2 separate regions of the Homo sapiens genome follow, and region 1 is linked to region 2. A link is a loop called in an ENCODE intact Hi-C map of the cell type or tissue named here. Cell type or tissue: IMR-90. All regions are shown on one strand. Links, peaks and the distances in the headings refer to the core of each region. The heading gives the core; the rest is flanking DNA.

The links. A loop is a pair of places that touch in the nucleus more often than their neighbours do. Peaks named below come from ENCODE experiments on the same cell type or tissue, not always from the same donor. Only the 100,000 strongest peaks of a DNase experiment are listed, where the experiment ranks them.
Region 1: it touches region 2 in a loop (12-fold over the local background); 43 of 110 quality-filtered maps call a loop at or near these places.

What each region holds. Positions count from the first base shown.
Region 1 is chr7:92,683,277-92,699,726 of GRCh38, reverse strand. The region is part of intron 4 of CDK6 (cyclin dependent kinase 6); the gene reads left to right. Among named protein-coding and RNA genes, the nearest start is that of FAM133B, 100 kb to the right of the region's middle. RefSeq lists an enhancer at 3,128-4,327. In IMR-90, for the core only: a CTCF peak has its summit at 8,017 (motif pointing left); a DNase peak (open chromatin) is centred at 8,006; H3K27ac peaks cover 185 bases.
Region 2 is chr7:93,046,450-93,062,899 of GRCh38, reverse strand. No RefSeq gene overlaps it. Among named protein-coding and RNA genes, the nearest start is that of SAMD9, 63 kb to the left of the region's middle. In IMR-90, for the core only: a CTCF peak has its summit at 7,080 (motif pointing right); a DNase peak (open chromatin) is centred at 7,119.

The DNA.
Region 1 (16,450 bases), core at 6,071-11,070, 370 kb after region 2:
GACTTCATCATCTGTGTGTCATCTTTGCAACTGAGATCCAATGCTTGTCACCTAGTAGGCACATTTGTATATGTATGAATGAATGAATTAATTGTTGATGTGACATTGTAAATGTCTCATAAATCTCATGAGAAGTGCTACTAAGAATATGTGAGAGTAGTACAGATATATCTGTATTTCACCCACCATGTGTATTGTCCATGAGGACATGAAATAAGTAAAAATGATGTTACTGCCTTTGAGGAGAATTTGGTTTAGTAGAAAAATGTAAATAGTTGAAAGAACTTAAATATGGAGCTTTTAGAAGCCATTCTGATTCCTGTTACCAAGAGGCATTATTAGTATTTATAGAAATCAACTTATCTTTTTAAAGGTTCATCATGTGCTAATAGCTAACAGCATCAGCAGTTTAATTATTGACTTAATCGAGGTCTAGAGTAGAGGACTTCCTAGTACTTTGGGAACTCCTGGCCACTTTTCATGTCAGCCTTGCTTTAAAAGGGATCCTAAAATGTGAAAGCTTTCTGTCTCTCTGATAGTGAACTAAGTTATTAGTTAAAATTTATCAGCCCAGTTGAAGTTGGCAAGATGATTCATCTTACATACATCAAATTCATGCAAAAGGAAGATATCAGTTACTATTTTAAATGCAAAAATAATATGCTTAAAATATAGTTATGGGCATACTGTGGTTTCTGGAATTGTCCTCCTGGAGAATCATTGAGACATGGTCTCTGATGTTCTTTATAATAGTAGCATGCTTATTTCATAAGCCAGAGCCCATATAGGAAAAAGCCTTTTTTCCACCATGCAAAGGCTTATAACTGAATGAGAAAAAAATAAATTAATTACATGAATATTAAGAGGTTACTTATCTATTATAACATTGGGCCACAAGTTGACTAATTAAAAGGAATGCAGGTTGGAAAGCTGCCACAAATCTGCTCCTTTCATTTAGAGGGCCACAGGCTGAAGCCAGTGATTGTGCGTGACAGACTCTGGGAACAATGGTGCAGTGCACAGACCGTCCAGATGAAGCATGCTCGTCTGAATTACACCGACGACAGGGTGGCCTACAGGCAAACAAAATGGTTAAACAATACATAATCAAGTTTTTATTTGGTATTTCCTGCAAGGCTGTACCAGTTGCCAGGGAGCGTACTGTATTTTTTCTTCGGCTGTATTAATTGTTGACCATAGCTGGCAGAACCCCAAACAGGGACAGATAAGGGGGAAAATGGCATCTGGACATTAAAGCCTCAAGTGTACTGGGGGAAAAAAAAGCACAAAAAATTACAGCATATATCAGGAATTTTCCAGCTAACGATGTGCGGATGTGGTAGCGCGAGGGAAAAAGAGCCAAACTGAGCTTGCTTTGTTCGCTAAGAGAGGCCCCCCTGTAACATTCCTTTTAGCTGTGCATATTTTGGCTTCATTTGTACAGTTTTAACTTTATACTGTGTGTGGAGGAGTTCAGTTGTAACTGGTGGTGCCTAATAATTCTATTGCAATAATTAAAGTTCATGGAGAGCTGTTAGGTTATTAGTTCATAGAAGCTGCTTCAGAAAACGGAGTCTAAGCTGAAAACTTTTTAAGTGACATGTCATTACTGTAAAAGATGGCAACAATTATTTTCTTTGATTTCACAGCAGTTTTTTTTTTAAGACAAGATTCATTTATGGAGACAAATAAGAAACAACATCTTAAAAGCTTTGGGTAGGAGTGAGGGGCCCAGACTGGGAATGATGAGAATATGGATCCTGTAGCCTGTGAATAAAACATTTTCCAACTGGCTTGTAAAACATGAAAATTTGTGATAGCATAATTTCATCTGCTACTTTTAGATTCCATTTAAAATGTGAAATTAATATATAAATGTTAGTAAATCTATTGCAGAAACCAAGTATTGCAGCTTCTTCACCTCTGATAGAAGTCATATGTGACTTTTAATTCAGTAATACGATGAAAAATCTCCAACTGAACACAGCCTCCTTCTTAAAAGATTGACATGCCTTGGAGTCCCCAATAAAATAGTAATTGCAATGTACACCAATTGGTTAGAGCTGTGAAATATGTTTCCCGGGGGCTTCTCTGCAGTGGTAGAGGGCTGTCTGCCTGCATGGTTGTCATACTCAGTGGTTACTTGCAGACTCTGGAGTTAGACCTGGGTTTGGATTGTATCTCTGACAAGTGGCTAGTTGTGGGACTACTGTAGTTATTAACATGTTTGAATATCAGTATCTTACCTAAAATATGGGTAAAAAATTATGTGCCTATCTCACAAGTTTTTATGTTTAAGTAACATAAAATGTGTGAAGTCCTTAGTGAAGTGCCAGGCGTACGGAAGACTCTTGATAAACTTCGACTGTTTTTCTTTGGCTATGTCTTCTCTGTTGTGCAGCTCTGGGGTTTCTTTGAGCTTCTCAAAACATTCCTTCTAGTCAGTTTCTGCATTAGAGTAAAATATATTTACTTAATCACCATTGACTTCCACAATAGATAACAAGGAACAGGTTGTTTGGTCTGTAATGAAAGCCAGGCCGATAGTTATGATTACTATTAAGCATTCTTCGAGAAGCTGAAATGTTATTAACTGTCTTCCGAAGCACTTATTAAGAGCCAATTATTAGTCCTGAAAAACAGTTCTCTCAAATATTCCTAAGATGACTTCCAGCTATAGTATACATGTACTTTGTGACATTATAGATGGCTGCCTGGTAACGTAGAGGCCAGGCTTCATCTCCAAATGTGAAGAGAAAATTCTCTCTCTCATTCCTGTCTCATATTTGATTGGATGATTTTAGTAAGACTTAATGACTTTTTTGCGAATCGGTTAAATTTTCTGGTGTATGTTGCTTTTCATTTTCTTCTCCAGAAATCTTAATCCTCTTGAAGACAGGAAATGTGTTAGGAGTTCATAGACTCTGAATATTAGAATTGCACAATTCATGACCCCAGGATTCCATATGCTGTCCATTCAATAAAGGGGTGACACTGTCCATGATGATCAATGTTTAGATGACAAACATCTTTAAATCCACAAAATTTCTCATAGACCAAAGCGTTTGTTCTAGTCCCTGACATATCGAACCAGTTTTTTCAAAGTAAATCATTTGATCTGGTCCCTGACATATCAAACCAGTTTTTTCAAAGTAAATCTTGTGTCCTGAAAACATTTTGAGGCCTTAAATAATACCACTCTTGAATATCATCATTTGAGTAACTTAGTAAAGACTATTAAAAAAATACACATATATGGTAAGATTTTGTAGGATCTTCTTAGCATTAAGAATAAAAGATTATTAATTCTTTCCCCGTGAAACAACAACATATAATAATAAGCTAAATGTGGTCAGCTTTGATTTCATAACGGGAAAACTCCCTTTTCATTTTTACAATTGGTGTTTTCTCTTCAGCTGCTTTTTAAGTTGGCCTGTTAGCAATTTAGCCTGTCTTTAATTTTAAGCACCATTCTTCTAGTCAGGAGATCCCAATAGGAAGCCCACTCTTGTAGCCTCGCCTCTCATTGGCTAGCTGGGAAAAGAGCATTTCTGCATAAATTGGATGCTTCCTTCTCCCCTGGAGACCAAATATGCTCATGTTTCACAATCCCCTGGTTTATAACCTTGAGTCCATTGCCTAAAGCTGGAAACTTTCACTTTGTACAACAGAGCACACTCCGAAACCCAGATCCAATACCGCTGACATGTCCGTGGGTCTGACAGCAGATTGAATACATGCTTCTTTCTTAATCCAGTGTTTCTGAGCTGCTCCAACTGAAATCAGAAACCGATGTGCGTGAGAGAGGTGTCCTTCAAAGAAAGGTATTTCCTTTGTGCAGCTCCAGTGCACACAGAATCCAAGGGGTTAACGTGAGAGCTGCTTTGAAAACAGAGGCGAAGGTCACTGGCGGCAACAGCAAAGACTTTTAAAGCCTGCCGTCCTGAGCCTTTCAGCCTGCCTTCCCCACCCAGGGGATTGTAAACATTGGCTCCCAGCCACCTCGTCCCAAAGCACAAAACTTCTCTGTGCTTTCAGCATATACATTTATGCTTTTTTATGGAAGTTGAAGCAGAGGCGCATTATTGCTGTGAGCCCAGAGAACATGTCTCTGTTCAATGAAAGGGGAGGAATCCTGTCCTGCCAGAATGTGAAAGCATGCAGATACGCTTATTTAGCGGGGCTTCACATGGAACTTAGCCGCTGCTCTTAGTCTGACTTTCTCAAGTCAAAAGAATGTGTAGAATGCTGTCACTTAATCAGAACCCAGAAGAGCTCTTTTATCTGCCATTTGTTTGTAACTTGCAATATTGTCCTTATCTCTTTGTCCTTTAGCTTGATCCAGTGCCCTCAGATATGAGAACTGGAAACATGAAAGCACTTATTACCTTGAGCATTGCTTCTTGATTTTTGTTGGTTTTTTTCTTTCTTTCTTTCTTTCTTTTTTTTTTTTTTACCTCAGGGTCCCTTAATCACCAACAAAGAAGCTATGAGACTTTTTCCCCCTAATTTCTGCCTTAGTCCTAGGATCATATTTGTTTGGTAATATTTAAAAGAAACCAAGATGATTTGTATATTTACACTGCCATTTATACCTGGTTCTTTAAAAGTCTATTATTGACATAACTTTGTATCATTATAACTTTCACTGATCATTTGCATGAAACAGAATGGAATTTCCAGAGATATCATGTGTAGCTTAAATTTCTCCCTCCCAAACTTTTTAATATGTCGTAGGAGGTTAATATCCTTCTGTCTATAAGTAATTTCAGTCATTTGAGATCATCTTTTTCTCTTTGGTAATTTCTAAAGACACGAACCAGAGATATATTTCAATAGGTAGGAACAGAAAAATTATATCCCATGTCATTCCTTTTTGCTGTGGTCTTTTTATATATATATAATTTTCTATTTCAGAGACAGACATGTCTTCTGAAATGGCCACTCTGAGCATATTTTGTAATAAATTTGGATGCTTACCTAATGAAGCGCAATCACTACACATTTCTGTTTGAACAATGATGCTTGATTCTGAAAAGAACACGAGACAGACAACAGCCTCTCCCATGTTACATGACATGCAGACATGATTGTTCTCTAGCCTGTAGCTACATTGATAAGTGATATGTGGCTTTGCCTTTTGCCACTCAGGCTAAATAACTCTTAAAGGTTCTTCACAGGCTCTTCTGGAATTCCAATTTTGCTTTATGGAATCACAAATTATATTGAGTAATTATTAATGTTCTTTCAGTTTTCCTCTTGGTTAAAGTTTGATTTCTGTAAATGTCAAGTTTCTGTGAACAGCATCACTGACCTGGATGTATTGGTACACAGTGCAATGTTCAGATGGTGTCACTGAGCATGTAGAATTTATTTATTCTAATTATAGGATTCTGGAGTTGGAAAGACTTTAGAAATAATCAAATGTGACTTCTTGATTTTGTAGTTGAGAAACTAGGGCCTAACAATATAAAATTACTTTTTTGCAAAGTAATAAATATACAAAGGTTATTTATAACTAATATCCAGAGGTATATCTGGATATAAATATTTATTTAAAACTAATATCCAGAGTATATCTGGAACAAAAACTCAGATTTCAAAATCTCAATCAAGGACTCTTTCCCTTAGTCCATCTAGTCACATACCCCCTATACTGTGTGGTGTTCACAGATGACTAAAGATGAGACTAATAAATGGCCGATATTTAGATCATCTTCAGCAAGTAGATGACCACATAAATGATTATGAACAGACGTTTTGTACACTGAGCATGAGGCAACATGGGGTCTTGGTCTTTACTTATTCCCAAGGGTACCTGGTAACTGACATTTCAACCATTCAGCTTATCAACTTGCCATACTCCAATTTCACTATAAACTTCTCACAATCTGTAAAATCCCCCTTTTCTCTTGCCTATTTAATGTGTAACAGTGACTTCACATGACAACAGTGAACTCTACATCAAAGCTGACAATATGACCAAAGCTATTCACAGAGGCTAATTCATAGCACTAACTGCTTTTATGACTGGAAAAGAAAGATTGACTGTAAATGTAAAAGCCTTCAATCCAAGTAGCACAAAAGAAAAAGAATTCTTTTCAACAAGCATCGATTGTATTTACATATTACTCATTATGAAAAATTAAAACATGTTAAAGTATATAATGATGAATTAATTAGAATATACCTGTATAAACTAGGATGCAGGAAAAGTTTAAAGCATAAATGAATAAATTAGAAAACAGATAATAAAATGGAAAAATAAACCTACCAGTTGGTCCTGAGAGTCACCTTCTAGATCACGCCAGCCCACTTTGCTACTAGGTAATAGAGCTTTTGAAAGAACTTGTGGCATATGAGACAGGATCACATAGGGCTGGGAGGGAGTGCTGATCAGGGTTTCTCTGTGAACTCAGCCCATATCCAGTTATTCTCAAGCCTAGGCACCCCCATTTCTTTCTCTACTTGTATCTCTTTCTCTTAACCCAGGTAAGAAAAACAAATACCTCCTATTTATACATGTTATAGGTTCACAGGTAAACAAAAGACAGGGAAAATAGTAACCTGCAAAAAAGAGAGTTTGGGCCTGTGCAAAACAGACATTCCTATTAATAATTTTCCACTATGCAGATTATGTTTATAGTTTGTTTGGTAGGTGAACCAAATATGGTAAAAATACCAACTGAGAAGGGTACAAGAAGTACCCCGTGAAGAGCAAAGATGAAAAAATATTGTGGATGTACCAGAGATGAAAGTGAGTAAAAATACTTGGTTTTCATTCAGAAAATTTTTCTCTCTCAATTTTTTCTTCTACACGAGGAAAATCAAAGAAAGGCTTAGTCCTGTGTAGTTCTGTTAAAAAATGAATTTATTGTAATATTCACAAGGAATTTGTGTTCCTAAGGTAGTTGTTTTTGTTTTTTGTTTTTTATTTTTGAGACACAGTCTTACTCCATAATTCAGGCTGGAGTGCAGTGGCATGATGATCACGGCTCACTACAGCCTCGACTTCACAGGCTCAGGTGATTTTCCCACCTCAGCCTCCAGAGTAGCCGGGACCACGGGCACGCACCACCACACCCAGCTAATTTTTTGTATTTTTAGTAGAGGCAGGGTTTTGCCATGTTGCCCAGGCTGGTCTCGAACTCCTGGGCTCAAGCAGTCTGCCCACCTCGGCCTCCCAAAGTGCTGGATTACAGGCATGAGCCGCTGTGCCCAGCCCAAGATAATTTTCATACTCTTCATAGGTAGCAGTTTCATAGCCTTAGAAATTCAGGCAGCAAGGTACTGTGATTGGTGTATATGGACTTATCTTTGGAGTAAAACAGGCACTCATCAGATAGTAGCTCTTGCTAATTAGCACATGGACTATTGAAATTCCTTCCTGTTAATGCCAATCAGTCAGATTTTGCTACAGAACACATTTTACAGAACTTTCTTTCTTTCTTTCTTTCTTTTTTGAGACGGAGTTTCACTCTTGTTCAGGCTGGAGTGCAATGGTGTGATCTCGACTCACCACAACCTCTGCCTCCTGGGTTCAAGCAATTCTCCTGCCTCAGCCTCCCAAATAACTGGGATTACAGGCATGTGCCACCATGCCTGGCTAATTTTGTATTTTAATAGAGATGGAGTTTCCCCATGTTGGTCAGGCTGGTTTTGAACTCCTGACTTCAGATGATCCGCCCACCTCGGCCTCCCAAAGTGCTGGGATTACCAGCGTGAGCCACCGCGCCCAGCCTACAGGGCTTTCATATGGGAAAGTTAATACTTTTCAGTCCTGTGGGTCTCTTTAAAGCAATAAGATGGCATCCTTCAGTTTACTCAGTGGTTGCTCTTGCTTTTACGCTTACATTTAATGAGTTTTAAAAGTACAGTTAAAGTACTTCCCTGTATTTGACATCTGTGTCTCAGTACTCAAATTTTCTTTTTTATCAAAGGCATTCTTTACATCTGAAGTCTTACATTTCTCCATATATACTTCAGTCTTTTCTTTGAAGAGGTTTACTCCCTCTGCTGGCTCTAACTGTGAAATGAAAGCACGTGTAATCTATATAGTTCTGATTACCAATCTGAGGGATTGCTTGCATATGATGGTATTGCCTTAGACTTTTTTCTAAAATGTAAAATTAAACTTTTGTTTGGCTCCCTCTGATTCTGAATAATAAAATTGCCCAAAAATCTAAGAAATATTTTATATTCCTTTTGAGAACAATATGAAATTCTATGAAACTAACAGTGATTTGATAATTAAGAAATTCTGGCATGCACATTTACAATATGTAATAGGTGCTCAATAAATATTAGTTTCTTGATTGCAGTCATATTTTTATTGTACATAGACATTGTGTGTGTACTTCATTGTAGGAGCAATAAATCACCCATTCTGTTTAATGAAGTCATCTGTGTTTCTGTAGCACTTTCTCAATGCCTTATTATACTTCCAGCCACACAGTATTACAGTTATTTCTTTTTACATTTGCCTAGCTTGACTATGAACTCTTCCAGGACAGACATGATATGTTATTTGTCTTTATAGTCTCAGCTTCTGTCTTGGTAGGTTGATTGCCCAGTAATTATTGATGAACTTCAACATTATACTACAATAAATGTCTTCTCATTTGCTGTACAGACAGCCAGAAAGTATAAGTAATTAGAATTTGTTCTGCACTCTACTTTTATCGTGAAAAAGTAATTGAAAGTAAATAAGATATTTATTCAGAAAAGCCACTACCTGAATGTGAGCATATCTGAACTAATAAAAATAGTATAGTTAATACAGATATATAGCAAGATGTCCTCACCATCTACATCTGTAATAATATATAGTGGTAATTGACTCCCATAATGGTTATACCAAAGCCCTGAAGGATTCTTAACTTTTACTTTCATTTTTAATGCAAAACCAGGTTTTCATATATTTTGCTTGCTTAAAGCAAGATATACTAGCTCTTATTTTTCTTACTAAATTACATGCATACATATATTTCAAATTTTATTTTAGATTATTTGTGCTCAACCCCATACGTTGTCATAGAGTAGTGCTTTTCAACTCGTTTTCCAAGGATCACTAATTCTGTAGAATGTTAATAGATGTTATGTGAGGGGGAGAAAGTCATTCAGCTTTGTAAATGCTGAATTAAATATTTCTTTTTGAACAAAGCTGGAGGCATCATGCTACCCAACTTCAAACTATACTACAGGGCTACGGTAACCAAAACATCATGGCACTGGTACAAAAACAGACACATAGACCAATGGAACAGAATAGAGAGCCCAGAAATAAAACCGCACACCTACAACTGTCTGATTTTTAACAAACCTAACAAAAACAAACAATAAGGAAAGGATTCCCTATTCAATAAACAGTGCTGGGATAACTGGCTAGCCATATGCAGAAGATTGAAACTGGACCCCTTCCTTATATACAAAAATTATCTCAAGGTGAATTAAAGACTTAAATGTAAAACCCAAAACTATAAAAACCCACAAAGACAACCTAGGCAATACCTTTCAGGACATAGGCACAGGCAAAGATTTCATGACAAAGACTCCAAAAGCAATTGCAACAGAAGCAAAAATGGACAAACGGAAGTTAACTAAACTAAAGAGCTTCTGCACAGCAAAAGAAACTATCATGTTTCTTTTGAGTAAACAGCCTACAGAATGGGAGAAAATTTTTGCAAACTGTGCATCCAACAAAGGTCTAATATGGAGCATCTATAAGAAACATACAAATTTACAAGGAAAAAAAACGATAAAAAAGTGGGCAAATGACATGAACAGACACTTTTCAAAAGAAGACGTACATGCAGCCAACAATCACGAAAAAAAGCTCAACATCACTGATCATTAGAGAAATGCAAATCAAAACCACAAGAGATATTATCTCACACCATCAGATTGCTATTATTAAAAAGTCAAAAATAACAGATGCTGGTGAGGTTGTGGAGAAAAAGGAATGCTTATACATTGTTGGTGGGAGTGTAAATTAGTTCAGCCTTTGTAGAAGACAGTGTGGCAATTCCTCAAAGACCTAAAGACAGAAGTACCATTCAATCCAGCAATCCCATTGCTGGGTATATACCCAAAGGAATATAAATCATTCTATTATAAAGACACATGCACGTGCATGTTCATTGCAGCACTATTCACAATAGCAAAGAATCATTTTCTTTATCATTCATGTATTTCTTTATGGGTATTTGGAATCAACCCAAATGACCATCAGTGATAGACTGGATAAAGAAAATGTGGTACATATACACCATGGAATACTATGCAGCTATAAAATAAATGAGATCATGTCCTTTGCTGGGACATGGCTGGAGCTGGAGGCCATTACCCTTAGCAAACTAACACAGGAACAGAAAACCAAATACTGCATGTTCTCACTTACAAGTAGTAGCTAAACGATGAGAACATGTGGACACATAGAAGGGAACAACATACACTGGGGCCTATTGGAGGGTGGAGGGTGCGAAGAAGGAAAGGATCAGGAAAAATAATGGATATTAAGCTTAACACCTGAGTGATGAAATAATCAGTACAATGAACCCCTGTGACGCACGTTTACCTGTAAAGCCTATGAGCCTTGTAAGGGCAAGAACCATACCCTAGAATTCACTGGCACTGAGTGTTGGCCACCAAGTAGCACTCTGCAAATGTTTGTTGACTTAAAAAAAATAATTCCTACACTAATTCAGAGTTTCTAAACTACAAGGAAAAAATGGCAGCATGTGTACACTGATTATTGTCCTTCAGCCTCCCTCCGCCAAAATAGTTGCTGTGGTTCCCCATTTTTAAATTCTGTGCGTGGGTGAATGGGAAGACTCACAACAAATGGAAATGTGACTGCGTGACCTCTTTAGAGGGAATGTGGTTTGCCCCTTAACTAAGCTACAGGGCTATAAACTGACAAATATGGTTCTATGTTTAGTGTATAATGATGTTTCAGAATTATGTCCATAGAAGAAATCTAGTAAAAACTACTATCCAACAGCTTCTAAAATGTTTACATTATTAATGTTCAAACAAACATTTCAGAATACTAAGTTCAGTTCTTTTTCAATGCCTAAATTGTCTAAGAACTCTGTGTGTGTGTGTGTGTGTGTGTGTGTGTGTGTGTGTGTGTGTGTGTGTGTGATGTATATGTAGTCTATACACCTCAAGAGGAGGACAAACAGATGCTTAAAGAGTTGGGAGTTTGCTAAGTCCGACATAGAAGGGACAAAAGTCAGAAAAAAAGCCTAATATTTTACAGTTGTCTTGAACTACTGAGTCACACAGTAGTTTAAGACAATTTAAAATGTTAGTCACAAATGACAGACACTATTTATTCTGTCATTACCAAGAAAGTCCAGTTAGTGCTTTAATAAATCCAGATTATATTATCCTTTTAGAATACAAATTATTCAGTCAAAAGTATAGAAAGTACCACTACACACTAATTCGAATGGTTGGGAATATCAACTGTTGGCCAAGATGCGGAGAAACTGTAACTCTCATACATTTCTGGTGGGAGTGTAAAATGGTTCAACCACTTGGAAAACTGGTAGTATCTACTAAACGTTTGCCTACTCCCTGTATATACCCAAGAGAAATGCATGCCTGTATCCAACAAGAGACATGTACAAAAATGTTCAAAGCAGAATGTTTATTTTACTATATCCAAAAACTAGAAATAACCATCAACAGAAAAAATTGCTAAACAAACTCTGGCATAATGATGCAATGGAATACTACACAGCAATGAAAGGGAGAAAACTATATACTGATAACTACAACAGCATACACAGTTTTTACATATTATCTTGAGCAAAAGAAGCAAAACACATGATTCCTTTATATGAAATTCAAGGAGCAGCAACATTAATCTATGGTTATATAAATAGGGGTGCAGGAATGGTATTGCTAGGAAAAATACAAGAGGACCTTCTGTGGTGATGGTGATGTAAGTATTCTATATGTTGGTCTGAGTGGTGTTTATATAGGTGTGTACATGTGTAAAGATACATCGAACATGTTAAGATTTGTGTACACCTCAGTATAAATAGATAAATAAATGCCTTAGGCAATTATACATGTATATGAACCAATGCCAACAGAGGCCAAAATTATTCTTTACAAGAAATCTTTTTTAAGCTATTATGTATAAATTTTATTCTATTGCCGTAGTTGTTAATCTAGAACACTTTTCATACCTTCAGAATTACACAAACACATGGATTTTTTCCTCCTTGTTTTGATTTGCTGCTTTGGACAGAGTTCATTTTTTGGAGTTTGGGGGCAAATTTGGAAGAACTTCTTTATCAGAAAAGATACTTTTCTTGGTCATACATTTAACAAATAGTCATTGAATGCTTGCCGTGTGTCAGATATTGCACTAAGCATTGGGGATCCAAAGATTAGCTAGTAAACCCCAGTCCCTGCCACTGTAGCATTCAATTTTATGGGGGTAACAGAGATGGAAGCAGATTCTTCTGGTCACACCAGATGTCAGCAAGGGCTGTAAGAGAGGTGTACTGCAGGAGTGTGGAGTAGGAATCTGCTTCGTCTCTCAGAATATTCTGGAAGACTTTCACAGAGGGTATCACGAGGCCCTGCTTCTATTTTTGCCATATGTCAGAGTTCTCTTTTAAGTATCTACAATAGTGATTTAAAAGTACTTTTCTTCACAATCTATACTTCCAACAAAGGACTAATATCCAGAATCTACAAGGAACTCAAACAAAATCAGCAAGAAAAAAACCACAAACATTCCTTTGAAAAAGTGGGCTAAGGACATGAATAGACAGTTCTCCAAAGAAGATATACAAATGGCCAACAAATATATGAAAAAATGTCCAACATCACTAATTATCAGGGAAATGCAAATCAAAACCACAATGCAATACTGCCTTACTCCTGCAAGAATGGCCATAATAAAAAAAAAAATGGATGTTGGCACAGGTGTGGTGAAAAGGGAACACTTTTACACTGTTGGTGGGAATGTAAACTAGTACATCACTATAGAAAACAGTGTGGAGATTCCTTAAAGAACTAAAAGTAGAGCTATCATTGGATCTAGCAATCCCATTCCTGGGTATCTACCCAAAGGAAAATAAGTTGTACGAAAAAAATACTTGCACATGCATGTTATAGCAGCACAGTTCACAATTGCAAAAATATGGAACCAGCCCAGATGCCCATCAGTCAACAAGTGGATAAAGAAAATGTGGTATATATATATTTCATTATATATATAATGAAATACTACTCAGCCATAAAAAGAGCAAAATAATGGCATTTGCAGCAACCTGGATGGAATTGGAGACGATTATTCTAAGTGAAGTAACTCAGGAACGTTAAACCAAACATGGTATGTTCTCACTCATAAGCAATGAGGATGCAAAGGCATAAGAATGATACAGTGGACTTTGGGGATTCAGGGAAGGGGCGGGAGGAGGGTGAGAGATAAAAGACTACACATTGGGTACAGTGTACACTACTCAAGTGATGGGTGCACCAAAATCAGAAATCACCGCTAAAGAACTTACTCATGTACAAAAATAAATAAATACATAAATGAGAAAAAAGTACTTTCAGTTACTAAAAGATAGTTAAAATATGTAATACATGTTTTTCTTAGATATCACTGTGATCACTTCTGTGATTCCAACAAATTTAGTTTAAAGATCTCAGTTGGCTTTATTGCAATTCTAGAAATGGGCAACACCACATTCTGTAAAATAGAGTAAGTGTTCCAGTTAGTCAAACAAAGGAGAGTGGCTTTATAGACAGAAAAGGGGCAGAAGAAAGCAGAAACAAAAGAACGGAAAGCAGCTTGGTCATTTCAAAGTTACGTCCATGTAAGGGACAGGGAGACAGAACAATAGATAACTGCTTAACATCAGGTTACTTCAAGTTACTCTATTGTAAAGATTAAAACAGAGGGAACTTCATTGTCATGCTGATTTAAGATAGAAACTGGCCTGTTTGGGAAATTAGGCTGTCTTTCTCTTTTGACTTCTCTGTCTCTCCTGATTTACCCAGTTTTGGTTTGGTGAGCATAAGTGACTCCATTTTAACTTTTAGTCCAGTCTGTTGGGGCCTAGTGCAGGAGTTTAGTGCAAAATAATGGTATGCTATAATTTTTGTGGAATATTTCTTAGGCCATTTTGAAAGCCCTAACAGTTTCCAGGATAAAAGAAGCTACCTGCCACAGGTTTCTAGAAAGCAGTAACATTCTTTGAAATGTTTATAAATGGAAATATAGCGTTTCTTTGAATTAGTTCTGAGTTAGAAGCCAAGTTTTACTCAAACTCAGAGGGTTACTTTTCCTTTCAAGTAGTGTTTGCATGCAGCAACCACACTGCCCCCAACACGCATGCAGCATGAGTCCCTGAGTCTAGGTGAGAAGCCTTCCGCTGGTTTTTATGTTCACACATGTATCTCTCCTGACAGCGGATATACCTAGAAATACTCTGTAAGTCCTTGGTATTAGTGTGGTTCTTCCTAGAAACTGAGACAATTTTAAGAAAAGCATTGTGGCTCATTAAGAGCAAATGAATGTATATATTCTGTAATTATTTAATCAACAGAACTATATTCCCTTTCAATGATCCTTTCTTTCATCTCTGCTCATAGAAGAGATATGAAATGAATTTTAGATTTTGAGGACATTTAAAATTCAGTAAGTACAGCAAAACTGTGTTATAAAAGAAAGAGGAAATTAAATAAAGGGCTAGGACACATATTACATATTAGACCTTTTTTTTTAGCAACTTTGAAATCAGATGGTAAAATCTAGATAATGTCGTCGAGTCCATACAATTGCACTGTGTTCAAAACCAAAGAATTCTTATGTCAAGTAATATGATTTTTTTTAATGTTGCTTAGTGACTGTGTTAGAAAATGGTGGGTCATAGTATTTAGGTTCCCTAAATTGTGTATTTTCCTTCTCTCCTATTTCCACAGCTCTAGTCTTCTGTGCATTTTGTTTTTTTGTAAACAAGAAGGCACCCTTTTTACACTACATCTGCATAAATGGGTGAGGGGTGATTTTGAGGAAGAGCCTGACATGGGCAGCTGGTGAGATGGTGGTCTCATTTGCAGAGATAGAATACAAAAGGAGAAAATGTTAGGGAGGAAGGGTGATGCCTGGTCTTCAGGGAAGGGATCTAGGGAACAGCATAGACATGCCTGTGCACACAGTGCCCGACTTCTGGCTCCTGTGCAGAACATTGTGGGTAGGCAAACCTTCCCTACCCTCCATCCAGGACCCAGTCATTTGCACATCCATGACCCTGATCCCTCAACTGGCAGCTATCTTGGTGAAATCCCTTGGGGTCCCATTATCTTAGAAAAACAACTTCTTTTGTTTTTGTCAGCTTTTCTGGTAAACTGCATTACTATGGAAATGTTGACTATTCTGGAAATACAAACTTTTTTATTGTAATTAGGCTTAAGACCAAAAAAGAAAAGACCTGAGGTCATTTAGACTCCACAGTGAGGAGAATGAACCTGAGTTCAATAAGACCTGCTTCAGATCCTGGTTCTGCCATTGGCTCTTCTGTGATTCTCAGCTTCCTTATCTGTAAAAATAGAGTCGTTGATACTCGCCTCACACCATTAAACTGAAGATTATATAAGACAACAGATAAAGTTAATTCAGCGCAGTACATTACATCTTCTGTGCTTTACAAATGTTTCCTTTCTCTCCTTCCGTAGCCCCCTACTTATTTACACTCAAAATAAAAATGAAAAGTTTTAGAGAAGAGAAAACATTACAAGGCCCCACAGTAATCCATTCTGGTATTTAACAGTTCTTATTGTCAGAAAATACTTCCTTCTGTCTAACACAAATTCCTAATGCTGCAATCTAAGTCCTTCTCTCAGATGTGTCCTCCTTTTCTGTTTGCAGTTTTAATCTTGCTAAATGAACAGCATGAAACACCCTAATCTTCAGAAGCATATTTTCTTTATGTCTTTCCTTTAATAGCTTAAAGCACAAAATATAGTGGGGACCCCCCCCCCACCACAGTCCTCTGTAGACTATAAATTCATTTCTGGTAGCCTGGATTACTGGGAAATGTTGTGGCTGGTTTTATTTTCCTGCATGCATCTCGATGACCCATTTCAGATGGGAGTGTTTGAGGAGGAGAGCGTACTGCAGAATGAGCTGAATGAGCTATACCTTCATGACTGCTTCCACCTGACAATCTGCAAATCCTCCCCATTTAAGGAAGGCAGTGCTCATGGAATTTTAAAATGTTGAAGAATGTGTGTGCCTGAACTTGGATTTTAAAACTATGCTTCCATTTCCCTCATCACTTGCACTAACCATATAACCTGCTAGTACTCATTTAGTAGGTTTGCTTGCAACCTGTGTCAAAAGGAGCATAGTAACCAATGAGAAAGAAGGCACGGACCTTAGAGGCATTTGACTGTTTCCATAGCAAGGAAAAAC
Region 2 (16,450 bases), core at 4,021-9,020:
CCCTGTTGCCAATTTTGACAGTAGATGAACGATTGCAGCAGTCACGGCCTGAGAAGGGCATGGTAACCAAGGATTCAGAACCCTCAAGGTTTAAGGTTTTGTAACACTGAGTTAGCCACCAAGACCAGCAGAGATGCTAGATGAGGGTGAGAAAATCTAGAATAGAGAGCAGAGAGGCAAGATTACGAGTATCAGTTTCAGTCCTAAGAATGCCTACATTGCAAGGGTTGTAGTTTGTCCCATTCGCTTTCCTCCTACTGGTTTCTAAAAGAGGTCTTCCAGAATCCTAGAAGATCTGCTCCTCAAATGAAGAAATAAATCCAAGCAGCTCAAGAGGTGGGCTGTAGTGAATGTTGTGATGTACCGCTGAAATCCCTTTGGGATCAAAGAGCTTATTTTCCCAGAAGCTGGGTGTGCTGCCAGAATAAATTATTTATTTCAGCTGAAAAGAGCCTGTATCCAATAATTGATATGGAATATAAAGGCTATGCCCCCCTCATCCCGACTCTGAACAACTCTCAGTAACCACCTTGTCTTCATTTTCCCATATGGTCAACTGAGGCTTTGTTGAGACTGAATTGCAGCCCAGCTTCTCCCTCTGCTCAATCTTGCTTTCGCTCCTTCCCTTCCACATGTGTTGATCCCAATCACCCTCCTTAACAAACTCCCTTCTATCAGAGTCTCAAAGTCTGCTTCCTGGAGGGCTGAACCTGCAAAATAGACCAATGGGACAGATTCACCAGACCATAAACCAAGCCTCACATATATATGGATTATTGATTTATGAGAAAGGTGGAATAGCAGAACAGATTTTCCAATAAGTCATAAAAGGTAAATTTGTTATCCATATGGAAAAAGTGAAATTGAACACTATATCACACTCCCTACACAAAAATCATTTCCAGGTGATTTAAAGATCTAAATGAAAAAGGTAAAATGCCAAAGATTTTAGGAGAATCATCATGAATCTGGGGTACATAAGGATTTCTTAAGCACCTCACAAAAAGCACTAAAGAGAAATATTTGTTATTTAAAATTAGGAATTTCTATACATTAAAAAAATCACATAAGAATACAGAGACAAGCCACAGAGAAGATATGAACAACCTATAACCAACAACTGTCCAGAGGCCAGATTATATAAAGAATACCTACAAATAAATGAGGATGAGGAAGATAAGCCAATTTTTAAAATTGATCAACCTGGCCAACAAAGACTTGTAAAAGTGATTAACCCCATTAGCTAATAATGAAATACTAATTAAAACTCTGATGAAATATAATTAATTAGATTGGCAAAGATAATTTATGTAATTTTAACTTTTATTTTAGATCAGGAGGTACATGTGCAGGTTTGTTACATGGGTATATTGCCTGACACTGAGGTTTGGGGTACAAATGATCCTGTCACCCAAGTAGTGAGCATAGCACCCACTCGGTAGTTTTTCAACCCTTGTTGCACTCCCTGCTACCCTCAGCCCATGGACCCCAGCGTCTATTGTTCCTTTCTTTATGTCCATGTTTACCCAATGTTTAGCTCCAACTTAGAAGTGAGAATATGCACTATTTGGTTTTCTGTTCCTACGTTAATTCTCTTAAAAGGATGGCCTCCAGCTACATCCATGTTGCTGCAAAGTACACAATTTCACTGTTTTTATGGCTGTGTAGTATTCCATGGTGTATATGTACCACATTTTCCTTATTCAGTCCACCACTGTTGGGCTCCTAGGTTGATTCCATGTTTTTGCTGTTGTGAATAGTGCTGCAATGAACATATATGTGCATGTGTCATTTTTGTAGAATGACTTGTTTTCCTTTGGGTATATACCCAGTAATGCGATTGCTGAGTCAAACGATAGTTCTGCTTTAAGGTCTTTGAGAAATCTCCAAACTATTTTCCATAGAGCTGAACTAATTTACATCCCCACCAACACTGTGTTTAAGTGTTCCCTTTTCGCTACAGCCTCACCGGCATCTGTTCTTTTTTGACTTTTTAAGTAATAGCCATTCTGAGTAGTGTGAGATGGTATCTCGTTGTGGTTTTGATATGCATTTCTCTGATAATTAGTGATGTTGAGCATTTTCTCATGTTTGTTGTATGTCTTCTTTTGAGAAGCATCTGTTCATGTCCTTTGTAGATTGGCAAAATAGTTTTGTTTTTTTGTTTGTTTGTTTGTTTTGAGATGAAGTCTTGCTCTGTCACCCAGGCTGGAGTGCAGTGGCGCGATCTCGGCTCACTGCAACCTCCACCTCCTGTGTTCAAGCAATTCTCCTGCCTCAGCCTCCCGAGTAGCTGGGATTACAGGTGCACACCACCAAGCCCAGCTAATTTTTGCATTTTTTAGTAGAGACGGGGTCTCACCATGTTGGTCAGGCTGGTCTCCATCTCCTGACCTTGTGATCCACCCGCCTCAGCCTCCCAAAGTGCTAGGATTACAGGCGTGAGCCACCGTGCCTGGAGCAAAATATTTTTAAGCTGGTGATATTTAGCGCTGGTGCAGATATACAGCATCGGGAAGCCTCCCACTCTGATGATGGCAGTGTAAATTGATACAATCACTCTAGAAAACAGAATGGTAGTATTGTATAAGTTTGAAGATAAATATACTTTATCAGCCAGCAATTTCTCTCCCAACAATATAACCCAGAGCAGGGTTTGTCAAGCTCAGCACTATTGACTTTATAGGTGTGTTAATTCTTTGTCATGGGTGGCTGTCCTGTGCGTTGTAGATCGTTTAGCAGGACTCCAACTTCTACCTACTAGATGCCAGTAGCACTTGCCAGTTGTTACAATAAGAAAAGTCTCAAAACGTTGACCAATGTCTCCTAGGAAGCAAAATCTCCTTAGGTGAGAACGAGTCTCCTGTAGCATCATTTCTAATTGCCGAAATCACAAAACAATCCAAGTGCTAATCAAAGATGAAATAAATTATTATAGTGTAGAACATACAAGCTCTAGTTACTTATATAGCAATTAAAATTTTTAAAATTAGATTCATTAACAATATAGGCCTTACAAACATTATATTGAGTGAAAAAAACACCTGTGTTTTTACACAGAAGAATATACATTATGATCCCATATATATTATATATAAGAAAAAAAACAAAACTGTATGTTGTAGGGAACTTTACATGGGCAGGAAGTAATGGAAAGCAGGGAAATGACTACCATTAAGGTAAATCTTCCTACAGGGGTAGGCATACTGGGAAAAACAGGACGTTCGTATTTTCTTGGTATTGAAATGTTCTATTCTTGATTCAGCTAGTAGTGAGATGAGTAGTATCTTTATAACTATTTTAAAACTATATATATAAGTGTAGTACTCTTTTCAGTATGTATATTTTGAAATTTTAAAAGAAACGTTTAAATAGAAATCCTGTCTTGACTCATTTCTCCAAATAGCATATCCATGCCTTTCCTCACCTTTACAGCCCTTTATTGAAAAACTCCAAAAACTTACTGAAATTCACTGTCTGTCTTCCTTCTTTTCATTCTCTTTTGAACACGCTTTAATCTATAACCACTATTGCTCCATTGGAAATATTGCTATAAGATTGCTTCTCAGCAGCATTTAACACAAATGATCACTTCCTCCTTCCTGAAATATTTTCTCCACTTGGCTATCAAGACACCTCACTCTCTCGATTTTCTCCCAACCTCACTGGCTGCTCATCCTTAGATTACTTTGCTTGTCCCTCCTTATCTTTAAGAGCTTTTGCTGCCACAGAAGCTGCAGCAAGTAAACTGGAAGATCTTCCTAAGATAACTGATGAAGGTGGCCACACTGAACAACAGATTTTCAATGTAGATGAAACAGCCTTCAAAAAGTCCATCCCTGGCTTCAAAGCTTCAAAAGACAGGCTGACTCTCTCTTTTTTTTTTTTTTTTTTTTTTTTTTTTTTTTTGAGACGGAGTCTCGCTCTGTCGCCCAGGCTGGACTGCGGACTGCAGTGGCGCAATCTCGGCTCACTGCAAGCTCCGCTTCCCGGGTTCACGCCATTCTCCTGCCTCAGCCTCCCGAGTAGCTGGGACTACAGGCGCCCGCCACCGCGCCCGGCTAATTTTTTGTATTTTTAGTAGAGACGGGGTTTCACCTTGTTAGCCAGGATGGTCTCGATCTCCTGACCTCATGATCCACCCGCCTCGGCCTCCCAAAGTGCTGGGATTACAGGCGTGAGCCACCGCGCCTGGCCGACAGGCTGACTCTCTTTTTAGGGTTTGATGCAGCTAGTGACTTGAAGTTGAAGCCAACGCTCATTTACCATTCCAACAACCCTAGAGCCCTTAAGAATTGTACTGTATCTACTCTGTCTGGGCTTTATAAATTGAACAGCAAAGTCTGAATGGCTGCACATCTGTTTATAGCATGGTTTGCTGAATAATTTTAAGCCTACTATTGAAACCTACTGCTCAGAATACAAAATTTCTTTCAAAACGTTACTGCTTATTGACAATGCACCTAGCCACCCAAGAGCTCTGATGGAGATATGCAAGGAGATTAGTGCTGTTTTCATGCCTAACACAACAGTCAGTCTGCAGCCCACAGATCAAGGACTAATTTTGACTTTCAAGTCATATTATTTAAGAAATATATTTTGTAGGGCTGTAACAGTCATAGATAGCGATTCCTCTAATGGAGCTGGGCAAAGCGATTTGAAACCTTCTGGAAAGAATTCACCATTCTAGATGCCACTAAGAAAGAATATATGTTATTCATGGGAGGAAGCTGAAATACCGGCATTAACAGGAATTTGGAAGAAGTTGATTCCAACCCTCATAGATGACTGAGGGGCTCAAAACTTCAGTGGAGGAAGTAACTGCCGATGGGGTGGAAACAGCAAGAAAACTAGATTTAGAAGTGGAGCCTGAAATGTGACTGAATTGCTATAAACTTATGATGAAACAGTTGAGGAGTCACTTCTTATGGATGAGCCAAAAAGTGGTTTCTTGAGATAGAATCTACTCCTGGTGAAGATGCTGTGAACACTGTCGAAATAACAACAAAGGATTTAGAATATTATTATACATAAAGTTAGTTGATAAAACAGCAGCTGGTTTAAAAGGATTGACCCAAATTTTGAAAGAAGTTCTACTGTGGGTAAAATGCTATCAAAGAGCATTGCAAGACAGAAATTTTTCATAAAAGGAATAGTCAATGGATGTAGCAAACTTCATTATCCTATTTTAACAAATTGCTACAGCCACCCCACCCTTCAACAGCCACCACTCTGAAGAGTCAGCAGCCATCAACATCGAGGCAAGACCCTCCACCAGTAAAATGATTACAATTCACTGAAGATTCGGATGGTTGCTGGCATTGTTTAGCAATAAAGTATTTTAATTTAAGTATATACATTGGTTTTTAGACAGAATGCTACTGTCTAAACCTGCACTATCTCTGAGGTATGCCTGTAATTGAAAAAGAAGCTCAAATATATTTCATCAAAATATGTTTTTAGTATTTAAAGTTTTAATATTTATGCTTAATACTTATCAAAATAATTATTATCTTGCTTTGACTAATTTTATACTACTAATAATAGTGCTAATAACTCAATACAGAATAAAATGTTTTACCTTTCAGTCTTTTAATCACAGAGAAAAAATGTTTTTTAAAATTTTGATTTATAGTCTATTATGGAGAAATATGAAGATGATTGAGAAAATATTTTCATACATTAAAGGAATGCATTGGGATAAAACTCTGTGGAGTGAAATGGAAATGTGAGTGTAAGGAGAAAAAGGAACAATGTAAAATTTGACTATTCCAATAGAGCATCTTCATGTTTCTTTATACTGATGGTGGTGCTGCCTCAATATCTGAACCACTGTATTTTAAAATATTAATATTTTAATAAAGCAAAAACTACATCATTTTCTACTATTGAAATTTAAAGTAAAAAATTTTTAATGTTATCCTGAAAATGTTCAAGGAGGCCAGGCACAGTGGCTCACACTTGTAATCTCAGGACTTTGGGAGGCCGAGGCAGGAGGATCACTTGACCTCCCAGGAGGTCAGGAGTTCAAGACCAGCCTGGGCAACATAGCAAGACCCCATCTCTACAAAAAATGTTTTTAAAAATTAGCTGGGTGTGATGGCATGTAGCTGTAGTCCTAGCTACTTGGGAGGCTCAGGTGGGAGGATCACTTGAACCCAGGAGTTTGAGGTTGCAGTGAGCTGTGATCACACCACTGCACTCCAACCTGGACAACATAGCAAGACCCTGTCTCTAAAATAAAATGTTTAAGGAATTACATAGTTTTTCAAGATTATTTTAGGAGATGCATAAGCAAATGAGTCACTTTACAGAAATTCTCACATATGTGTACATGAAGAAATGTAAAATAACATCATTCTAACATTGCTTGATGAAAGGAAAACTTGGGGAAAATACTCAATGTCCATCAACAGAAGAATAAGTTGGAAAAAATGTACATATATAATATTCCTATACAGGTATTAAAATGATCAGCCAGAAGTAGATGAATCAACATGAATGAATATCAAAAATATAATGTTAATGCAGCAGATATATTATTTATATAAACATTTTTTAATTTAAAACTGCTGAAATATATTGTTTAATTAGAAAATACAGAATAAAACCTTAAACCATGTATGGAATTAATAACCATCAAACTGATGAGAAAGATGAACTCTGGAGACAGAGGGAAATAGAATTGAGAAGAAATATACAGTCTTCAACTAAATCTGTAATGTTTTCTCCTTTTAAAAAATCTGAAGCACTTATAGCAGAAAGTTAGGTTTATTAAAATTTCATAAAGCTAAGGTGCGGGCACATAGGTCATCATATACTCATTTGTATATTTGAACTATTTCATAATAAAAATAGTATGAGATAAAATATAAAAGAAAACAGTGATACAATATATCCTAAAATGACAAAAGAAAGAATTTAAAAAATCAATCCAACAGATTATAGGGACAAAATACAAAGAAAAAAAAGGTGAATTAAAAACACAAAATAAGGTGGTGGAATATATCAGTGATTAATTAGAATTAGATCTGAGTTTAAATGTTGCCTCAGACAATGGCAGTAACACATAGAATCCATTAGATGGCAGTGTTACTTTATATTTATTCTCATTTTTCAGCACGGTGGGTTCACGACTCAATGGCATTCAACGAATTAGATTTCAGACTCAATTAGATGCCGTTTTAGGTTTGACTCAAACATCTAATAATGAGTAAATAATAATACCTATAGTAACATTTTTAATGTGCAATACAAATATAAATTTTTATTACACAATAATTTTTAAAATCTCTTTCTGCATATTTTCCATTAATTATTCTTTAACTTGCTAAAGCAATTTTGTGTTATTCTATAGGCCCTTCAAGAGGCAGGCAAGACAGAAAGCATTTCCTATTGCTTTGGGAAAAAAATAGGGTCTCTAAATTGTCTCTATACACATTTGCAATAAAGTTTGTGGCTCTTAGAAATACAGCCCTGTGACGTAAGCAATACATGGAATTAAAAGAGATCTTGAAAAACCATCTATTCTAACCCCCAGCATCTTGAAAATTGACAAATGGGGAACTAGTCTATTTTTAAAGATTTCAAGGAAGGAAATCATCAGTCAGAAAGTTCTTCTTCCCATCTAACCTAAATCCCTCCTGATGAAGTGTAATCCCATTTCCTGTAGTGTGGACCTTTCCAGTGAGGTTGAAGGACATCTGCGGTCCACAATCCTCATCTAAAGAATAACCCTTCACATCCCAGAATACGTGCATATTAGGCTCTTATGAACTATAACATGGATCTCAACAAGGCAGGTGTCTATGAGCAACTGTCAGTAAATTACTAATAGCCCAAATGTTATCATTAAGAGACTACCTCACAAAAGCCTGTTGTAAAGAGAGCCAACCTTGAAACAAACGGTTATGGAGTTATGACCTTGAAGTAAAGAGAGATGGGTTCTTATCTCCAGTAGCATTTTAGGTTACTTTAGGGGGTTCCATTAAATATAATCATGATTAAACACCTACTATGAGCAGGGTGCTTTCATTTTTTTTTTTTTTTTTTTTTTTTCTTAGGCAGGATCTCACTCTGTCACCCAGGCTGGAGTGCCACTGCACGATCATGGCTCACTGCAGCCTCAACCTCCTGGACTCAAGCCATCCTCCTGCCTCAGCTTCTGGAGTAGCTGGGAACACAAGCATGCGCCGCCACACCCAGGTTTGTTTGTTTGTTTTGTACAGACAGGGTCACATTATGTTGCCCAGGCTGATCTCGAACTCCTGGGTTCAAGGGATCCTTCCACCCCATCCTCCCAAAGTGCTGGGATAACAGGGGTGAACCTGGCCAATTAATTCTTTATAATACTCAAAGTCCTGGCCAATTAATTATTTGTAATCCTCACAAAAGGCCTGCAAGTTAGGAGTTGTTATTATCATCGTTACTATTATGATTCTAACTATTTTCCAAATAAGGAAACTGAGGCTCAAGAAAGTTAATTAGTTTGCCCAAAGCAAACAGCTGTTAGGAGACAGAGCTGGCTTTCATTCTTGCCTGACTCCAAGGCTGTACAGGTACAGTACACCACTGTTCTTCAAGTTCTTCTGGCTTTAAAGTGATAGGATAAATATATATATATAATTTATTTATTTATGGGGTGGGGGGAGGGAGTTTTGTCCTCCAAGTCATTGTTCCTCCTTTAACATTAACGAGATTAACTGAAAGTTAACATTGTGTGTGATGATATGTGATGATCACTGATTCCGTTTCTAGCCTGGGGACAGAAGTACTCAGATATAAGGAAGTAATAACCTGAAGGTAAAGATCAGTATACATAAAAATGTTACCAAGGGAAGTTGTGGAATCGACTACTCTGTCTTTAAAAATAAGAAATATTCACTACCTTCTCAAGGTGCAGAGATCAAATCTATGGTCCATAGACTAGAAGGATCATTCTGCCAAGCCCTGAGCAATTCAGAACATTGACGATTAGATTGTCTTTGCTTCTGCATTTCAGAGACCTGCAGTCTCCCTTCCTGTTTCCTTCCTCTCCTTCCCCTCCCAGCTCTTCCTTTCCTTTCTCTCCCCTCCCCTCTCTTTCCTTCCTCCCTTCTGTTTTTTCTTCTTCCTTCCTTTTTCTTCCTTCCTTCACTTTCCTTTTCCTTCATTTCCTTTTGTCTTTTTCTTCTTCTTTTATTTTCTTTCTCTCTTTCTTTCTTTTTTAAAGACAGGGTCTCACTCTGTCACCTAGGCTAGAGTACAGTGGTGAGATCCCATCTGCAGCCTCCACCTCCTTGACTCAGGCGATCCTCCAATCTCAGCCTTCGAAGGAGTAGCTGGGACTACAGGTGCAAGCCATTCTTTTCTTTTTTAAATTACAAAACAACCACACATCCATTGAGAAGACAAATCAAACAATATAGGCATATAGAAAGCAAAAAAAAAAAAAAAATGAAAGTTCTCACCACCTCTCCACACCCTCTCTCCAGGTGGTAACCACTGATAAAAGTTTAATGTGTATCCTTCGGGTCATTTTCTATGCATTCACAAAGAAAAAGGAAGGAGAAAAGCAGAGAAAAAGAAGAGAGAATGGAGGAAGTTATTTCAAAACAGATAATATCGTGTGCATTTTGTTCTGCAGCCTGCTTCTTTCAAACAAGACTGTCTTATAGACATCTAATATTTATATTTTCTTTTACCAGCTGCACAGTATTTGTTAGCATAGAGGTGCCATAGTTTGTTAACTCTTCCCCTGTCAGTAGACATTTAGCAGTCTCTAGTTTGCTCCTGTTCCAAGATATACTACGGTGGAATTTTTGTCCACGTATCTTTATACATTTAATGTGAATATTTCTGTGGAACAGGTGTCAGCAAGGGGGGTTGCTGGGTCAAAGGTAAGAGCAATTTGAGTTTTCACAGGCATTGTTAAATTGTCTTCCTAAGTGTCTAGGAAGTTATGCTTCTACCAGTTATTAGTTTAGCTTTCTTTTAAACATTTTACATAAATAGAAACTATTATTATTTTCACAAAACAGACAAATGGGAGTAATGACTAGAAAGTATACAAAGGCTTCAGGATCTTCATTTAAGAATACTTTTCACTCCCTTTTATCAATGTTTTGCGACATTGTTGCTTTTTCTCAAGGGGAAATAGTGGCATTCATGAGGTTTGTTTCTTGGCTTTGTGGGGAGGGGGGTGCTAAAATTAACATACAGTGAAAGTCACAAATCTTAAGTATACATACAAGTCAATGAGTTTTGGTAAATGTAACAGAGGATATTTCTATCACCTCAGAAAATTCCCATATACTCTCTTCAATAAATCCCAGTTTCCATGAATACCCTCCTGCACATATTTTTGTGGACACATTTTCTGTTCCTTTGGCTAAGTTTATAGGAGTAGAAATGCTGAGTGATAAGTGTTCTATGTTTAACTTCATAAGAAATTACCAAACAGTACCATTTTATATATTTATCAGCACTGTACAAAATTTCTAGGGGTTCCACAGTCTCACCAACATTTGATATAAAATGATATATTATTATAGTTTTAATTTTTATGTCCCTGATGATTAATGATATTTGAGCATTTATTCTTGTACATATCTTTTGAGAAGTATCTGTCCAAGCATTTTGTCTATCTATTACACTTCTTATTTGTTTTTCCAATTATTGACTTGTAAGAGTTATTTATGTATTCTCTATATAAATCCTTTGTAGGATATGGGTATTATAAATATTTTCTCACAGTCTATGGCTTACTGTTTTTAATTAATGGGTCCAATATTGTCCTATGTTTTCTTTTAGTAACTTTCAACTTTTAGGTTTTAGGTTCAGATCTGTAATAATCCGTCTGATTAATTTCTGTATATTATGTGAGGTAGAAGCTGAGGATCATTTTTACTCTATGTTTACCCAATTTTTCCAGTACTGTCATAAAGACATAAGTCACCCTTATTTTATTATTTTAATGTCTATAGCAGGGGTCCCCAATCCCCAGGCCACAGACAGGTACTGGTGCGTGGCCTCTTAGAACCTGGGCCACACAGCAGAAGGTGTGCAGTGAGCGAGCAAGCATTACTGCCTGAGCTCCGCCCCCTGTCAGATCAGCGGTGGTATTAAATTCTCATAGGAGCACTAACCCTATTGTGAACTGTGCATGCAAGGGATCTAGGCGTATGCCCCTTATCAGAATTGAATACCTGATGATCTGAGGTGGAAGAGTTTCATCCCGAAACCACCCACTCCCCAATCATTTCATGGAAAAATTGTCTTCCACAAAACTGGTCCCTGGTGCCAAAAAGGTTGGAGACTGCTGGTCTATAGGCGCTACAGTTTTATTTTATTCCTGATATTAGTAATTTCTGCTTCTATTTTTTTTCTTGAATCAGCTTTGCTGGGAGTTTATAAATTTTATTACTCTTTCCAAAGAAACAACTTGTCAGCAAACTTTCGCAAGGACAAAAAACCAAACACCGCATGTTCTCACTCATAGGTGGGAATTGAACAATGAGAACACACGGACACAGGAAGGGGAACATTACGCACCGGTACCTGTTGTGGGGTGAGGGGAGCGGGGAGGGATAGCATTAGGAGATATACCTAATGTTAAATGACGAGTTAATGGGTGCAGCACACCAACATGGCACATGTATACATACGTAACTAACCTGCACGTTGTGCACATGTACCCTAAAACTTAAAGTATAATAAAAAAATAAAATAAATAAAAAAGATATATAAGATAATATCACCAAAAAAAGAAACAACTTGTGTCTTTTGTTAATTTTCTTTATTCTTTTCTATTGCATTGATTTCTACTTTTACATTTATTATTTCTATTATTTACATATATATGGTTTAACTGAGTTTAATTTGTTCTTTTTGTAGTGGCTTGAAGTGAAAATTTACATCATTGATTTTACATCTTTCTTGAACTAAATACCAGCTGGAGTGCAGTGGTCTGGCTCTGTCTCCCAGGCTGGAGTGCAGTGGTGCGATCTGGGCTCACTGAAACCTCCACTCCCCCAGCTCAAGCAATTCTTCTGCCTCAGCCTCCTGAGCAGCTGGGATTATAGGCATGTGCCACCACACCCAAAAATAAAAAGTTTTGTATTTTTAGTAGAGACAGGGTTTTGCTATGTTGGCCAGGCTGGTCTCAAACTCCTGACCTCAAATGATCTGCCCACCTCGGCCTCCCAAAGTGCTGGGATTACAGGAGTGAGCCAAGCTCCCAGCCTAACTAAAATATAAACATTTCAAAGTGTATTTCTTCTAATAACTGATTTACCTGCATTCCACAAATTTTGATATATGTTCATTATCATTCATTTTGAAAGTTTCTCATTTTTCTTGTGATTTCTTCTTTAACCTACAGTTCATTTAGCAGTCTTCAAGAGATCTTATTGTAATTAATTTCTCATTTAACTCCTCTGTGGTAAGAAAACATATTTGTAAAATGCCAGTCCTTTGAAATTTGAGTCTTGTTTTATGGCCCAGCATATGGTCTATCTTGATGAATGCTCTTTATGTACTTAAAAAGAATATATCTTCTGAAGTTACTGGTTACAGCATTCTGTGAATGTCAGTTAGGTCAAGATGGTTCTTAGTATCAAAATCTCCCATTTTTTTGTTTTTGAGATGAAGTCTCCTGTGTCGCCCAGGCTGCAGTGCAGTGGCGCAATCTCGGCTCACTGCAAGCTCCGCCTCTTGGGTTCATGCCATTCTCCTGCCTCAGCCTCCCTAGCTGGGACTGGGACTACAGGCGCCCGCCACCACACCTGGCTAATTTTTTCTTTTTTTTTTTTTAGTAGAGACGGGGTTTCACCGTATTAGCCAGGATGGTCTCGACCTCCCAAGGTGTTGGGATTACAGGCGTGAGCCACTGCTGCCGGCCTAATTTTTCACCTAGTTATTCTTTCAATTACTGGGAGGGTGATGTTAGGTCTTTATAATTGTGGATTTGTTTGGTCCCCTCTTTAGTTCTGTCAGTTTTTGCTCCTTATATGTTGAAGTTTTATTATTAACTGCATATACATTTATAATTATTATGTCTTTCTGATGAATTGATCTTTTATCATTATGAAATGCCTTTAACTTCTACTAATATTCCTTCGTTTGAAGCCTGCATTTCTCTAGGGTGAACACAGTCATATCCCGTTTCTCTTGCTCACAGTTTGCATGGTATATATTTTTACTTTTATTTCCAACCTATCTGTATCTTTATATTTAAGGTGCATATCTGATAGACTGTTTATGGTGGAATCTTGCTTTTTTATATTATTTGGCAATATTTGTCTTTAGTTAGTGTTTAATCCATTTATGTTTAGTGTAAGTATTGATATAGTTGGATTTAGGTTTACCATTTTGTTATTTATTGTCTATTTACCCCATCATTTTCCTTTGTTTCTCCTTTCCTACATTATTTTTGCTTACTCACATTTTTGTAGTATTCATTTTAGTTTTCCCATGGATTTAACTATACATTTTTGTATTTTTAAAGTAATTAGGTATTATAACACGCATTATTGACTTACCACAGCCTACCTAGAGTGAATGTTTGACCCCCTTATGTAAAATGTAAAAGCCCAGAAACAATAACATTCCATTAATTCCCAGTCACATGCTATATATCAACATACATTATAATGCCACAATGCAGTGTTTTAAATGTTGCTTTAAACAATGAGCTATGTTTTTTAAAAAGGAAGAAAAAATATTGTATATTTACCTACTTTTGAAAAAACATTTTTGGTGTTCTTTATTTCTTCTGTTGATCTGAGTTGGTACTTAGTATTATTTCCTTTGGTCTGAAAATGTTCTTTTAATATACCTTTAGCAGGTCAGCCTTTATCTTCATTTTTGAAGGATATTTTAGTTGGATGTAGAAGTCCAGATGGACACATTTTATCTTTCAGCACTTTGAAGATGTTGTTACATTGTATCTGTCTCATCGTTTCTGTTGAAAAGTAGGTGATTAATTATATCATTGATCCCTGTATGTGATATCTTTTTCCTCTGACAACTTTGGCTAAACTGTGCCTAGATGTTTGTTTTGTTTTGTTTTGTTTTGTTTTGTTTTGTTTTGTTTTGTTGTACTTGCCTTGCTTGGGGTTTTCTGAGCTTTGTGGATTTATAATTTGATATTTTTCCATTAGTCATCTATTATTTTTTAAATGTTTTCCTTTTCCCTGTCTTCTTTTTCTGGGAAGCCAATTTCATATATATTGGATTATTTGATACTTTCCCACAGGACCTTAAAGTTCTCTTCACACACTGTTTCACATAATTTTTCTTCTCTCTATTCTTCAGACTGGATAGTTTCTATGGATGTCTTCTAATTAACTAATCCTTTGCTCTTAAATTCATCCAGTAAATGTTATTTCAGACATTGTACTTTTTAGCTTGAAAATTTATATTTCATTCTTTTTTAGTTTGCATTTTTCTGCTGAAATATTCCATCTGTCCACTTATTATGACTATCTTATTCTTTAATTCCTTAAACAAATATATAATAGCTAATTTTAAGTCTTTGTAACATCTGAGTCATCTTGGGTCATTTACTGTTTGGTCACGTTTCCCCATTTCTTCATATGTATGTCTAGTACTTCTTTAGTGTATACTGGACATCATAAAGAATACGTTATAAAGTCTAGTTTCTGTTTTTTCCTCTCAACAGTACCGAATTTTGTGGTCCATGGCATTTAAATTACTGGCAGCTCACCAATGAACTTTTAGAGGCTTAATTTTATGCTTTGATGGGGTGTGTTTCCATTGTGTTATTAGTCCTAAAGCAAATCTCTGGAATCTGATAACTAGTCTTTATAACTAAAGCATGAGTTTTCTAGAGTTTAAGTGGAAATCTTGAAAAACTACCAAGCCCCTCAAACTTGGCAGGACTCAAACTCTAAACTCTGTCTTGGTGCAGTGAACAAGAGCTTAAAAATTTCTGTTCTGTTCTTTCAGTCTCTCAGCTACAGTTTTTCACTGGTCAACTTGGAGTTTCCCCTTCACACGTACAGTTCAGGGTCACCAAAGATTAGAGAGGAGATTATGAGCAGATTTGGGGCCTACCTAGCCCCACTGTGATCTTTCTCTCTGGGATTTTTACCCCTCAATTTCCAGATGTTGTGAAAGCTCCAAACACTATCCTTTGACTCCTCAGGTCAATAAGACTGTAGCTTTCTGCTTCAATTCTAGCTGTCCTGCACCAAGTGGAGTATAGAGCACCTTTGGAAAAATCAATAAATACATTGATTTTATCTAATGTGGTTCCTTATTTCAAGGATCAAATTCTCTCTGGTTTTGGGCTGCTTTGTTGTCTCCCCAGTATGTTTCAATTGTTTTCTTTTAATATTTTGTCCAGAGTTCACAATTGTTATCTGTAGGAAGGGCAGTCTGATACAAACTACTGCAACACAACCAGAACCAGAACATATGCAGGCAACTTTTTCATTCTATTTCACTTCAGTAAAAAGTTTTGCACAGGTAGCATAAATTACAGCAAATTTGAAATTTTAGGTGAATCTTTTATTTTTGAATCACAGGTTTCCATTTCTAGATAATCATTGCTTTATTAAAAGGTAGATGCTCCAAAGAGAGAAATAAATGCTTGCCTTCCTTGAGACAATCTCAAAGGAAATGCCATGTCTGTTTTTGTTTAATTTAGTATTTGTAATATAAAGAGGCTTAAGACCTCAGCCTTCTAAAAGTTTTCAACCTGAAAGATGTGAGTTTATTATTATCTATGTGGCCTCCCAGTTTTGCAAATAATCCCTTGAAAACCTCCCTATGGCTGTTTATGTAAATAAGAGATAACTCTGTTTTAATTCATTTCACTGGGTATAGTGTACAAATTAAGGGAAGGAGAGCCAGGTATAAGAATCTAGTGAGCTGGGAAATATGGGATGTTTATTTTGTAGGATGTGGTTTAGAGATTCCTGGTTGGAATGGCCCATACCATAAGAGTTCCGGGTGGGTGCCATGCCACACAGGAAACAATTGTAGCCTGCCCCTGGGAGTAAGCCAGAGAGCTAACAAATTCAGTGTGCATTGTAATGCTTCATCAACACGCCTTCTGCAGGGCCTGCCCTCTCTGCTGGGTCACTGACCTTTATAAGTGCACAGTCATGGCCATCGCCTGACAGGCATGAAAAGGAGACAGACAATGGACGAGAAGGAGACATGCACAGAGGGGGAAAATGCACTCATTCAAGGGATTTACTGGTCAAGGATGTCATGTCCTATGTCCAGTCCCAGAATGCATGTGGTGGTGTTTAAGCCATGCATATCTAGCTACATAAATATAAGGAATGATTATCATCAATATATGAACATAAAAATATCCCTGAGAATCGTGATTGATTTTTGTGGCAGCACAGAACAATGTAGAAAGTAGTTTTGTGCTATAAAATTTTTCACCAATTTATAAAAGCTTTAGATCATTAAAATTGATTAGAGTGTCATA